Linked DNA regions of Homo sapiens: all the other regions are linked to region 3. A link is a contact called in ENCODE Hi-C or POLR2A ChIA-PET data. All regions are on one chromosome and are shown on one strand. The core of a region is the stretch at or near the end of the contact, and the rest is flanking DNA. Distances in the headings are between cores, read along the strand shown. Region 1 overlaps OR4D1 (olfactory receptor family 4 subfamily D member 1). Region 2 overlaps PPM1E (protein phosphatase, Mg2+/Mn2+ dependent 1E). Region 3 holds the start of SEPTIN4-AS1 (SEPTIN4 antisense RNA 1). Region 4 holds the start of MKS1 (MKS transition zone complex subunit 1).

Evidence for each region. Hi-C counts contacts between places; a loop is a spot of excess contacts on that map. ChIA-PET counts read pairs that join two places held with the same protein, here RNA polymerase II (POLR2A). Pooled maps may share reads with other maps.
Region 1: a loop to region 3 is called in a map of naive thymus-derived CD4-positive, alpha-beta T cell, with 5 times the contacts of the local background. The contact joins the enhancer-like site here to the promoter of SEPTIN4-AS1 in region 3. A Hi-C loop is called at or near these places in 1 of 168 maps with a recorded cell type or tissue (naive thymus-derived CD4-positive, alpha-beta T cell) and 4 of 50 pooled maps. POLR2A ChIA-PET finds 5 or more read pairs at or near these places in 1 of 52 experiments (H1).
Region 2: a map of IMR-90 shows a loop between it and region 3 (2.4-fold over the local background). The contact joins the enhancer-like site here to the promoter of SEPTIN4-AS1 in region 3. A Hi-C loop is called at or near these places in 1 of 168 maps with a recorded cell type or tissue (IMR-90) and 2 of 50 pooled maps. POLR2A ChIA-PET finds 5 or more read pairs at or near these places in 1 of 52 experiments (AG04450).
Region 4: a loop to region 3 is called in a map of CD8-positive, alpha-beta T cell, with 16 times the contacts of the local background. The contact joins the promoter of MKS1 here to the promoter of SEPTIN4-AS1 in region 3. A Hi-C loop is called at or near these places in 5 of 168 maps with a recorded cell type or tissue (CD4-positive, alpha-beta memory T cell, CD8-positive, alpha-beta T cell, ascending aorta and 1 more), 2 of 37 single-sample maps with no recorded cell type and 16 of 50 pooled maps. POLR2A ChIA-PET finds 5 or more read pairs at or near these places in 3 of 52 experiments (PC-3, Panc1 and WTC11).

The regions. Positions count from the first base shown.
Region 1 is chr17:58,151,300-58,154,429 of GRCh38, reverse strand. It overlaps OR4D1 (olfactory receptor family 4 subfamily D member 1), which reads right to left. Exons shown (of 4, transcript NM_001386095.1): 3 at 467-573. Among named protein-coding and RNA genes, the nearest start is that of OR4D1, 4.5 kb to the right of the region's middle. Within about 2 kb of position 1,254, at least 5 of the 41 ENCODE cell types and tissues checked have a DNase peak (open chromatin) inside an H3K27ac peak, as active enhancers do.
Region 2 is chr17:58,785,014-58,788,414 of GRCh38, reverse strand. All of the region lies in intron 1 of PPM1E (protein phosphatase, Mg2+/Mn2+ dependent 1E), which reads right to left. Among named protein-coding and RNA genes, the nearest start is that of PPM1E, 31 kb to the right of the region's middle. Within about 2 kb of position 1,319, at least 2 of the 41 ENCODE cell types and tissues checked have a DNase peak (open chromatin) inside an H3K27ac peak, as active enhancers do; they include IMR-90, where a contact is called at or near this core.
Region 3 is chr17:58,517,866-58,521,153 of GRCh38, reverse strand. It overlaps SEPTIN4-AS1 (SEPTIN4 antisense RNA 1), which reads right to left and starts at 1,317. Exons shown (of 5, transcript NR_110810.1): 1 at 1,177-1,317. SEPTIN4 (septin 4) reads left to right here. Exons shown (of 14, transcript NM_001368771.2): 12 at 1-156; 13 at 312-411; 14 at 669-898. The coding sequence ends at 728. It also overlaps a transcript of MTMR4 not described here. RefSeq lists enhancers at 2,566-2,665, 2,013-2,758.
Region 4 is chr17:58,217,872-58,221,021 of GRCh38, reverse strand. It overlaps MKS1 (MKS transition zone complex subunit 1), which reads left to right and starts at 1,767. Exons shown (of 18, transcript NM_017777.4): 1 at 1,767-1,871; 2 at 2,293-2,402. The coding sequence starts at 1,792. It overlaps LOC105371841 (a long non-coding RNA gene), which reads right to left and starts at 1,708. Exons shown (of 2, transcript XR_934884.4): 1 at 963-1,708. RefSeq lists an enhancer at 1,660-1,939.

The DNA of each region.
Region 1 (3,130 bases), core at 5-2,504, 370 kb after region 3:
CTATCTCCTTGAACTCTCATGTTTTAACTTCTAAAATTTATGCGAATTTTCTATTATACACATATCCCTCGACAATCTTTGGGAGAGCTTTTAAAATGTAACTATTATGGTCTTAAAACTTTGACAAGACCAAAGTGTTGTTTAAAAAAAAAAAAAAAAAAAAGAGGGTTGGCTGGATGCAGTGGCTCATGCCTATAATCCCACTACTTTGGGAAGCCAAGGCAAGAGGATCACTTGAGGCCAGGAGTTTGAGACCAGCCTGGGCAACATAGCTAGACCCCTACCTCTATAAAAAAAATTTAAAAATTACCCAGGTGTGATGGCATGCAGCTGTAATCCCCAGCCATTTGGGAGGCTGAGGTGGGAGGATCACTTGAGGCCAGGAGTTTGAGACAAGCCTGGGCAACATAGTGAGATCACATCTCTACAAAAATTTTAAAAGTTACCTGGGCATGGTAGTGCATACCTGTAGTCTCAGTTATTCAGGAGGCTGAGGTGGAAGGATTGCTTGAGCCCAGGAGATCAAGGCTGCAGTGAGCTATTATGGCCACTGCACTCCAGCTGATCTTATCTCTAAAAAGAAAAAGAAAATTAGAGCATGAAGGGAGACATGATTCTTTAGTAAGTGAAAGTTTTAGAAGACATTAGCTTGAAAAATAAACTGAGTTCTTGGTGTTAAAACCCATTCTTTTGGATTATACCTTTCCACAAGTATTTTCTCTAATTGTTCAGAAAAATTTGTCCCAAGGCCCCATCCTGTACAGACAATAGAACATAAAAAGGTCTATTTTCCCTGATTCCCACCTGGCACATGGGTAGGGTAGCAGCAATTACACTGATGCTGTTACGTGGGAATTGGATGAATATATTTGGAAAGATCTCTATAAACCTCTATGGACAAATGTAACAGGATTATCTCAAAACTTATGAGGGATTTCAGTACTCAAAATATTGTCATATTATTCTTCACATAAAATTCACATTTATCCTCAGATATTTGTGCAAAAATGATATTCCAGGAAGATGTGCTGTGTTTGTTCTGTGGCTTCACCAACTCCCAGCCTAGGACTGTTTGAAAAATGTCCCCATAGGCAACTGAGAACCCCGGCAAGCTCTTCAGCAGGAAATGATGTGGTAAAACAGGGTTAGAATGGGCTTATCCCAGTGCACCAGGGCAGGAAGCTGAGACAGGCAAGGGTAGTACACACCCTTCCTGGAGCATTGTCGCAGCAACCACAACAGAGGGTAACACATTTTGGTCTCTGATTTTGTGTCCTTTCTCCACCACATGGTGTCAAGGTTAGACTGGGTGGGCAGCCATTTAAATGGCATGGTTTGGCCTCTCTGGGAAAGCCCCTGACCCTAATCCTTCATCCCCAACTCCAACTCTCACACCTGATTACTGATTCCTGAAATGTTAACAGCATACTTCATTATTTTATCTTAAGATCTTTATCCCTATTAAGATTACAACCACCATACTTTTTCTTTTTTTCAGACAGGGTCTCGCTCTGTCCCCAAGGCTGGCCTGCAGTGGTGCAATCTCAGTTCACTACAACCTCCAGGAGCCAGTCTCAAGCAATCCTCCCACCTCAGCCCCCTAAGTAGCTGGGACCACAAGCACACTTCACCATGCCTGGCTATTTTTTTGTATTTTTAGTAGAGACAGGGTCTGTCATGTTGCCCCTGCTGGTTTCAAACTCCTGAGCTCAAGCAATCCACCTGCTTCTGCCTCCCAAAGTGCTGGGATCACAGGTGTGAGCCACTGCACCCAGCCTACCACCCCCATACATTTTTATATGCTTTTATCAGTCAGAGATGAACACTGAAGTTTTTATGGATGTAAAGAAAAGATGTCTTGGTCTTGCCTTAAAATACTTTATTAAAGGTGAGAGGAGTATGTGAAGCAAGACTGGCAAACTGTTGGTAATAGTGGTAATTCTGAAAATGGTGATTCTCTCTACTTTGTAAATATATACAAATTTCCATGATAAAACATAAGATGAAAAGCCTCAGAGATACTCTAGTTTTGATCCTGATGTCTTTGTATTATTTGGGTATTTTTACTTTGAATGAACTATGTATAAATCATGATGGAAGGAAGGGATTTTAAAATAAAATAACATGGCTGCGTGCAGTGGCTCATGCGTTAATCCCGGCATTTTGAGAGGCCGAGGCGGCCAGATCACCTGAGGTCAGGAGTTCGAGAGCAGCCTGGCCAACGTGGTGAAACCCCATCTCTACTGAAAATACAAAAATTAGCTAGGCGTGGTGGCAAGCACCTGTAATAATATAATAATAATTCAAATGTATCTAGAATTTACTAATTATCCAAAAAGTTAAAGATAAAATATAATAAGGAACAATTTTTAAAAATTATGTTAACATTGATCTTTTAAAAACTTGTAATACTCAGCATTATTGAGAATTTAGAGCAATAGATAAATCACTGGTAGTACAATCTTTCTAGAAGACAATTTGAAAATATGTGCCAAATCCATAAATTATTTATACTCCCTGACCCAGTAATTTCTGTCTTAGGGATTTGTTTTAAAGAAACAATGAAAACTAATTTTTAAAAATGTATGCTTAAGGATATTCATCACATTATTATAATATTGATAAACTAGAAACAACATAAATGCATGACTATAAGATATTGGTTAAATAAAATATGGTTCCTCCATGGGATGAAATACTAGTTAAGAATAAATATATCCTAAAAGGATGTTTAACTCTATGGGATTTGATTTTACCATGGGAGGGGCAGCAGTGATTGCACTGATGCTCTTATAAGGGAATTGAATGGATACATGTGAAAAGATAGCTCTATTGATCATGTCCTTTGCGGGGACCTGGTTGGAGCTGGAAGCCATTATCCTCAGCAAACTAACACAGGAACAGAAAACCAAACACAGAGTGTTCTCACTTACAAGTGGGAGCTGAACGATGAGAACACACGGACACGTGAGGGGAAAAAACACACACTGGGGCCCGTCAGGGGGGAGGCGAGGGGAGGGAGAGCATCAGGAGGAATAGCTAATGGATGCTGGGCTTAATACTTAGGTGATGGGATGACCTGTGCAGCAAACCACCATGGCACATGTTTACCTATGTAACAAACCTGCAC
Region 2 (3,401 bases), core at 70-2,569, 270 kb before region 3:
TCAAGGGCATACAAATACCTCCAGTCACCTTGTTAATCTGTATACACTCTAACTCTTTGGATGAAAATCAAGGAAAGAAAGAGTTTATACAGACCCAGCACTTTGGGAGGCCGAGGCAGGTGGATCACTTGAGGTCAAGAGTACGAGATCAGCCTTGCCAACACGGTGAAACCTCGTCTCTACTAAAAGTTCAAAAATTAGCTGGGTGTGGTGCCGAGCGCCTGTAATCCCAGCTACTTGGGAGGCTGAGGCAAGAGAATCGCTTGAACCTAGGAGACAGAGGTTGCAGTGAGCTGAGATCGGGCTACTGCACTCCAGCTTGGGCGACAGAGTAAGACTCCATCTCAGGGAAGAAGAAAAAAAGTTTATACAGTTTGATGTGCTGAAAGACTGCAAAAATAGAAATTTGGAACAAGAATTTGTACAGAACTGGCATTTTCATGTTTTAAAGAAAACTCTGAACACGGCCAAAACCATTTTTTTCTTTCTTTTCTTTTTTTTTTTTTTTTAGACAGAGTCTTACTCTGTTGCCCAGGCTGGAGTGCAGTGGTGCGATCTCGGCTCACTGCAAGCTCCACCTCCCAGGTTCACACCATTCTCCTGCCTCAGCCTCCCGAGTAGCTGGGACTACAGGCGCCTGCCACCACGCCTGGCTAATTTTTTGTATTTTTAGTAGAGATGGGGTTTCACCCTGTTAGCCAGGATGGTCTCATCTCCTGACCTGGTGATCCGCCCGCCTCGGCCTCCCAAAGTGCTGGGATTACAGGTGTGAGCCACCGTGCCTGGCCCCATTTCTTTACTAAAGTACTCATAAGTGAAACAACTTCTGTATGGTTATGTATACTCTCTAGACTCTTTGGAATGGTAAGTGCTACACACATGGAAATAATACAAAATGATTAGTCCATGGGTCCAAGAATAACGAATTATTAAATCTCCAGAGAAAAATCCATTTTTAGATTTCCATTTTTACCAAACAAATATTAAGCTATCATATTAGCTGTGGGTTAAAAAAAAAAGAAGAAAAGAAAAAAAAGAAAAATTTGGGCCAATAATGCATTAGTACTTAAGTCATGTGTATTCAGAGAATTTCTGTACAAAATATTTAATCTAATGTATTACTGTGGGAATCTTGCCATCATAACTGTTTATGTCCAGTATGGGAGCCACTGAGGTTTGAGAGTCACACAGCCCTGTATGCCATCTTTGCCATTTACTAGTTATATGACTTTGGGCAAGTTATCAAACTTTTCTGAGCCTTGAATTCCTTATCTAATAGAATTTGAGTAAGAACTAAATATGATTATGCACACAACTATTTGGCACATTGCCTGACCCACAGCCAGAGGTCCGCATCAGCTGCTATTGTAATGTTAAATGGGCCAATTTATTTAACACCCTCTACTTCAGAATTTTCAAAATCAAAATTATGTAACTAACCCCTAGTGGTTTTCAATATATGTTTAGAAGAAATCCTTTCAGAAATGTGTCAAAGAAAATTAAGCAATAGAAAGCTAATAGCTTATGCACAAAGATTATGATTGCAATGTTATTTAAATAATAAATATTAAACTTAAATATTCAAAATAAGGGACTAATTATTAAATTATGTATAAACTGCAGATGAACATTAGGCAACAACAAAAACAATAATATGGAAGTTGTGTAACGGTGGCAGAATTATGCATTACAGTAGTCTCTCTTTATTCATGGTTTTACTTTTTGAAGTTTTAGTTACCCATGGTCAACTGCAATCCAAAAATATTTAATGGAAAATTCTACAAATAAACAATTCATAAGTTTTAAACTGCACGCCATTCTGTAGCAGCCCGATGAAATCTTGCATCATCCCACTCCGTCCTGCCTGGGACATGAATCATCCCTTTGTCCAGTGTATCTATGCTGTGCATGCTACCAGCTGTTAGTAATTTAGCAGCCAGGCTGGCTATCAGATCAACTGTCAGGTAACATTATAGCAATGTTTGTATTCAAGGAACTCTTATTTTACTTAATAATGGTCCCAAATTGCAAAAGTAGTGATGCTGGCAATTCAGATATGCTAAAGAGAAGCCATAAAGTGCTTCCTTAAAAGTGAAAAGGTGGCCAGGCCCGATGGCTCACACCTGTAATCCCAGCACTTTGGGAGGCCGAGGCGGGCAGATCACGAGGTCAGGAGACGGAGACCATCCTGGCTAACATGGTGAAACCCCGTCTCTACTAAAAATACAAAAAATTAGCCAGGTGTGGTGGCAGGTGCCCGTAGTCCCAGCTACTTGGGAGGCTGAGGCAGGAGAATGGCGTGAACCCGGGAGGCGGAGCTTGAAGTGAGCCGGGATTGCGCCACTGTACTCCAGCCTGGGCGACAGAGTGAGACTCTGTCTCAAAAAAAAAAAAAAAAAGTGAAAAGGTGAAAGTTCTTGATTTCAAGAAAGAAAAAAATCATATGCTGAGGTTGCTGAGATTTATGGTAAGAATGAATCTTCCCCCAACCCCATGAAATTGTGAAGGAAAAAGAGATTCATGTTAGTTTTCCTGTCACACCTCAAACTGCAAAAGTTATAGCCACAGTGTGTGATAAGTGCTCAGTTAAGATGGAAAAGGCAGTAAATTTGTGGGTGGAAAACATGAACTGAAACGTGTTTCAATTAATACAATCAGCAACTGGGTCTGGTACTATCTGTAGTTCAGTCATCCACTGGGGGTCTTGGAACGCATCCCCCTAAGACTGGGGGGGTCGTGGTTACTGTACTTTCTCTCCTATCTTCCATAGTTTTTATTATATTTTTTATAAAAAATAAAAGTTATGGCTGGGCAAGGTGGCTCATGCCTGTAATCCCGGCACTTTGGGAGGCTGAGGCAGGAAAATCACTAGAGGCCAGGAGTTCAAGACCAGCATGGGCAACATAAAGAGATCCTGGTTCTACTATATATATATATATATATATATATATATATAAATTAGCCAGGTGTGGTACATCTAGCTACTCTGGGAGGCTGAGGCAGAAGAATTGAACCTGGGAGTTCAAGATTGCAGTGAACTATGATTATACCACTGCACTCTTGCCTGGGCAACAGAGTGAGACTCTGTCTCAAAATAAATAAATAAATAAATAAATAAATAAATAAATAAAAGTTATATTATTCTTCTAAAAATTCGAGTGCCAGGACAATTCAGTGAGGGAAAGAACAAGTTTTTCCAACATATGGTGCTAGGATAACTAGATGTCCACTTGCAAAAGAATCAAATTGAACTCCAACTCCTCTATATACACAAATTATCTCAAAATAAATCTTAGACCTAAATGAAAAGCTAAAACTATACAACTCTTAAGAGAACACATAGTAAATCTTCATGACCTTGGATTGGGCAACACCAAAGGACATGTGACAAAAGAAAAAAT
Region 3 (3,288 bases), core at 68-2,567:
CCCAGGGCACTGCGACTTTGTGAAGCTGAGGACAATGCTGGTACGTACCCACATGCAGGACCTGAAGGATGTGACACGGGAGACACATTATGAGAACTACCGGGCACAGTGCATCCAGAGCATGACCCGCCTGGTGGTGAAGGAACGGAATCGCAAGTATGACCAGAAGCCAGGACAAAGCTGGCAGGGGGAGATCCCAAGCCTAGCCTTGGGTGAGACCAAGCCCTACTTTTGTTCTTCTATAGGCCCTGGGCTCAATCTAAGCGGGTGCTGGGGTCCTCCTCGCCTTATCAACCCTTTTCTCCCTTTAGCAAACTGACTCGGGAAAGTGGTACCGACTTCCCCATCCCTGCTGTCCCACCAGGGACAGATCCAGAAACTGAGAAGCTTATCCGAGAGAAAGATGAGGAGGTGAGAGCAGTATGGGGTATAGGGGAGGTCTCCTGTTTGATCACCAACGTTGGTATCTCTTTGTTTGGTAATAGAAAGATCCCTGGCTCTGGTGCATATTTGGGTCCTGGATAGGTCAATAGGTGGTTCTGTCCAGAGTCTCCATCACACCTCACGGCTACCAAGGTTCTGGCTTAAGGGATTAGAAATTTGGGGCACTTTCCCAATACTAAAGGACTCTCCAAAAGTCCCCATTTTGATGCCTGTGCCTATTCCAGCTGCGGCGGATGCAGGAGATGCTACACAAAATACAAAAACAGATGAAGGAGAACTATTAACTGGCTTTCAGCCCTGGATATTTAAATCTCCTCCTCTTCTTCCTGTCCATGCCGGCCCCTCCCAGCACCAGCTCTGCTCAGGCCCCTTCAGCTACTGCCACTTCGCCTTACATCCCTGCTGACTGCCCAGAGACTCAGAGGAAATAAAGTTTAATAAATCTGTAGGTGGCTTCTGGTGTCCCTGTGTGTATTTTTATGACCTGGAGATCAAGATCCTGGGACCCAGTTTTGAAAGGCTAATGGTAGAAGATGTTGGTTTCTGGCTTTTAGTAGGGAAGGGAGAGTGGGGAAAACTTTCCACTTCCTTTCCCCTTCTAAGTCCCTGCTTAGAATCCAGCCTGGCTTCTCCATCTTGACGATCATATCTATCATGCCTCTGTTATCTGGGGTCTGGGTCTCTCTCCATCTTTCACACATACAGTACCTTTGGTAATAAAAAGATTCCTACCTGTGGTGCATATTTGGGTCCTGGATAGGTCAACAGGTGGTTCTGTCCAGAGTCTCCCATCACACCTCAGGGCTACCAAGGTCCTGGCTTAAGGGATTAGAAATTTGGGGCACTTCTCCTGGCTAAGGAGAAAGTGAAACCCTGTCTCTACTAAAAATACAAAATAGCCGGGCGTGGTGGCGGGCGCCTGTAGTCCCAGCTACTCGGGAGGCTGAGGCAGGAGAATGGCTGAACCCGGGAGGCGGAGCTTGAAGTGAGCTGAGATGGCGCCACTGCACTCCAGCCTGGGTGACAGGGCGAGACTCCGTCTCAAAAAAAAAAAAGAAAAATAAAAAGAAAAAGAAATTTGGGGCACTTCCCCAATATTAAAGGACTGTCCAAAAGTCCCCCCTGCCCTTTTTTTTTTTGAGGCGGAGTCTCGCTCTGTCGCCCAGGCTGGAGTGCAACGGCGCTATCTCGGCTCACTGCAAGCTCCGTAGCTGGGACTACAAGACTCCGTAGCTGGGACTACAGGCGCCCGCCACCACGCCCGACTAATTTTTTGTATTTTTAGTAGAGACGGGGTTTCACCGTGTTAGCCAGGATGACCTCGATCTCCTGACCTTGAGATCCGCCCGCCTCGGCCCCCCAAGGTGCTGGGATTACAGGCATGAGCCACCGCGCCCGGCCCAAAAGGCCCCATTTTGATGCCTGTGCGTATTCCAGCTGCGGCGGACGCAGTTTTGTATTTGATACCTGCCCTTGGGAAAACACAAGGTATTAACTGCGTGCAACCTCCTGACTTTCTGTTTCCCCTGATCTGGGAAAAGGGATAGGCAGGTTAAGCTCTACACTGTAGAAAGCCTGTGATAGAGCTTTGAACAAATGCTGCAGCCATTGTAATCACCAAACACTATAGTAAGTGCTGGGAATGAATAAAAACACAATCACCGTCCTACAGGAGTTCAGTATTTAATTAAAAAATTTACAGCATCTGCTAGATTGCAGGCTGTTCTAGACCCTGGAGTTCAAGTAGTGCAAAGTTCCTGTCTTCCTGGAACTTACCAACAGTACTGGAGTTTCAACGTTCTATAAACAAAGATGGGTGAGGACATTAGCCCCGGGCTAATTAAAGCGCTCAGGCCCGCTCCAGACCTGAGAATATCAGCTGAATCTGAATCAACTGTTCTCCATTTCTGTCGGTTGGTGGTATCGCGGGGCCACGGCGACCTCCAGCGGCCACCCTCCGTCTTGTGGTCTGTTCTGGGTCCCCGGGAAGGAAAGGGAGGGGCGATAAGCCGGGTCCTTGGGAGCGTCCTGGTCTCCCTTCGCTTTACAGACTAGGAGGCCGCAGCTAGCTGGCAGTCTCAGATCCAGGTTTCCCATCTCTGGGATGAGAGGAGAGTTCTTCACTCAGGACTGCCAGCGCAATGCAGGTCGTGAAGAACTGCAGGGTCGTTTATCGATACAAAGTGAGTGTTGGAGGAACCCATCAAGACACAGGAAGGGGGAAATCCTAGCGCCGCCAGTCGGAGATGACCAAGACTGAACCTCAGGCCCAGCCCTCCCTTCTCTCTTAGCCTGCAGGTTTTTCTCCTATTCTGGCGTTGGGACCGGATGACAGCTGCGAAACCAAAACGGGAATGGATAAACTGAGGTGCCACTGGGGACCTGTTTCAGAAGTACCTCCTGGGCGGGGCCATCACCGGAAGTGGCTTTAGGCATGTAACCTACAATGCCCGCCTCTAATTGCGCTACCAGTAGGCGACGAGCCGCCTCCACTTCCGGTCCCCAGAGCAGTGGCCAGCAGCCCCCTCTTTACTGCTCTCCTATTGGCTGCCGCAAGGACGCGCTGTGATTTCCCATTGGTCGCGTCTCCCCTCCGGCGCCGCGCCTCCTTCCTCCAGGTATAGTCTCGTCTTTAGGCATCCGATTGGCTAAAGGCTGGGAGGGCGTTTGCCCGACTCGACCAATGAGTGGGGTCGAGAGTGAGGGCGGTGGCTGCGTGATGGGGGCAGGGCGGGACTTGGCGTGGCCATTGGCCAGGGCGGGTACAGGCTAGAGATATGATTGGTTCAGGAGAGGGGCACTGTGGTGGGGTCGGGACTGCGCGGCCTCAGCAGCTGCGGGAGA
Region 4 (3,150 bases), core at 518-3,017, 300 kb after region 3:
TATATAAAAATAATACTAATTATGGTTGCTTACACAAATAGCTTATATTTCCATAACGTGGTATAGAAACTATTTTGCATATAATTATGTCAGATTAACTTTGTTATAAGTTAGATTTGGTTATAAAATTAAACTAGAATCAGGCTCCACTTTATCAGCTGTTGTGCATGTGGCACAGATTGCCTACTCACAATTTTAAAAGGAAACATTGGAGAGACAATTTCTTAGGAGCTAGAAAGGTGCCTTTTGTTTTATGTTAAAATTATTTCCGGCCGGGCGCGGTGGCTCACGCCTGTAATCCCAGCACTTTGGGAGGCCGAGGCGGGCGGATCACGAGGTCAGGAGATCGAGACCATCCCGGCTAAAACGGTGAAACCCCGTCTCTACTAAAAATACAAAAAATTAGCCGGGCGTAGTGGCGGGCGCCTGTAGTCCCGGCTACTTGGGAGGCTGAGGCAGGAGAATGGCGTGAACCCGGGAGGCGGAGCTTGCAGTGAGCCGAGATCCCGCCACTGCACTCCAGCCTGGGCGACAGAGCGAGACTCCGTCTCAAAAAAAAAAAAAAAAAAATTATTATTTCCCAGGTTGGAAATGTGTGCGTTTATGGAATAAATTGGTAGGTGAGAGGCTGTGAGGCAAACTGGAAGGTGGTTAGGCTTCAAAAGACAGAAGAACTTGGGCTAGAATCCCAGTACTTTTACCACTTGCAAGCTAGCAAGTCCTTTAAACCCTGGCCTTCACGAACTTCATTTTTAAAGTGAATAAAAGTACCTTTTTGAGAGGCTTCTACAAGGATTTGGGACAATGCAAACAAAAGTGCTCAAGCTGCACTAGATCCTAAATAAATGGTGCTATTTATGGTGAGTCGGTGTTACACAACTAGTGGCTATGGCACCCAGAGCTTCCAATGCCAAATCATCAAACTGGCATGAGATTCCCGAGTTCAGGGGACAATTGCTTACTTTGTTGGAGGAGGACTAGATGTGAACAAGGCTGATAAATGTTGACATTCCCAAAGTGCCGGGACGCCAGACGTGAGGTTACAGCATGTCCTTCCTTTGCTAGTACAACGAAGCATGACTTGTGAATGTCACTTTTTTGGCTTTTCAGGAAGCCAGTGCAGTAACAAAGTGGCTTAATGATCCAAAACTAACATACACAAGGTAAGAATCAGTTCAATAATAACATCGTTTCCTTCCTTACTGTTGACTTCCTTGTTTTTTCTTTCTTTGCTCAGTGAATATCAACACAAAGACTAATAAATCTTCTGACACTTTTTTTGTCTTCCAAGAATATATTTTCTTGTCTGGCTAAGGGCCATCACCTTCCCTGACTCCTTTGGGAATAATGGGTGCATTTCTTACAGTCACATCACCCGATTTTCAGGCCAAAGTTTTCACGCGTTGGGTGGAAGGCAGTGTGGCATGGTGGAAAAGGTAGAGGGCGAAGACTCAGGCCACCTGGTCCCCGTCATCATTTCTGCATCTATCTGTCTATATGAAGTGGGCTGATGGCTGTGCCAGTTTCCTCATTTGCACAGCGCACGAGGTCCCGCTTTCGGTGAGCTTTTATCGCATACATGGTAAGCGGTGATCGGTAGGACCCCGGAGCCCTCTTGGGCGTTCGGCTTGGGCTGCACTTGCACTGTGTGGCCAACTGCGACCGTGGCGCCGTGACGGGAACGGCGGGTTGCGCGCGCAGCACCTCCGTCGCCTCCCGATCCAGCGTCTCCGTTGCCAGGAAAACAGAGCGGCGCGCTTTCCGGCGCAGTCGCGGCGCGTCGCAGCTGTCATGGCGGAGACCGTCTGGAGCACTGACACCGGGGAGGCAGTGTATCGCTCCCGGGACCCCGTGCGCAACTTGCGCCTCCGGTAGTCGCACCGCCCCAGCCCCGAGGCCCCATGCTTTTGTGTCCTTAGATCATTCCAACCTGAGCTCGGTGTTCTGAGGTCCCCACTTTCTGCTTACAATCCCGACCACTTCTCCGGGCTCCCCACTTCTTTCACTATCCGTACCCCCATCCACTCACAGCCTCTAAGAACCCCTTACAGACCTACCCAAGTCCATTCACGTCTTTGTTGCTCCCAGTTTCTCAAAGCCCTGTGCCCCCAGTACACCCTCTCCCCTTCATTCTTCCCCATAGGACGGCGCACCCACCCACCTCCTCTCCGTTGTCTGCACCCAGCACACCTTGGCAACCCTACCTCCTCTGTTTTGTTTCCCCCATCCTTGCTTTGTGTTCATCTCCTGGTTGCGTGTCTGGTAACGAATATTTTGGGCTTTTCTTGACAGAGTCCACCTGCAAAGAATCACATCAAGCAACTTTCTTCATTATCAGCCTGCTGCCGAGCTCGGGAAGGACCTCATAGACTTGGCCACTTTTAGGCCTCAGCCAACTGCCAGTGGGTGTTACGGTGGTGATGTGCCATCTAATACTAATTATGATACTAATCAGAATTGTGGCCAAATGTAGTGAGATAACAAATACTATACTTCTGATATGTTATAGAGTTGCCCGGCAACCTACATTCTATTTGTGGCTTTTTTTTTTTTTTTTTTTTTTTTTTTTTTTTTGAGACGGAGTCTTGCTCTTTCCCCCAGGCTGAAGTGCAGTGTCGCTATCTCCGCTCACTGCAAGCTCCGCCTCCCGGGTTCACGCGATTCTCCTGCCTCAGCCTCCCGAGTAGCTGGGACTACAGGCGCCCGCCACCACGCCCGGCTAATTTTTTGTATTTTCAGTAGAGGCGGGGTTTCACCGTGTTAGCCAGGATTGTCTCGATCTCCTGACCTCGTGATCCGCCCGCCTTGGCCTCCCAAAGTGCTGGGATTACAGGCGTGAGCCACCGCGCCCGTCCTATTTGTGGCATTTTTAAAAGAGAAAACGTGCCCCAAACCCTAAATACACATATAAACACTTTTAAAAACAATTTTTAAACTGGAGACTGCTTGCAAAATCTGCATATGATGTGCATGTATAGATCAACTGTGTTCTTGTGGTTTTCCTTATCTGGGAAACCAAAAGAATGAGGAGGAGAGGACAGAGTGGTTGTTGTCAGGTCACTAGTCTGTTTGCTTTTATTGTTTCTCTTTCTGTTCAGAGCTGTTCCTGGGCAAGAGTGTGGGCTCACAGGTTGTGAAACGTGTCTCTGA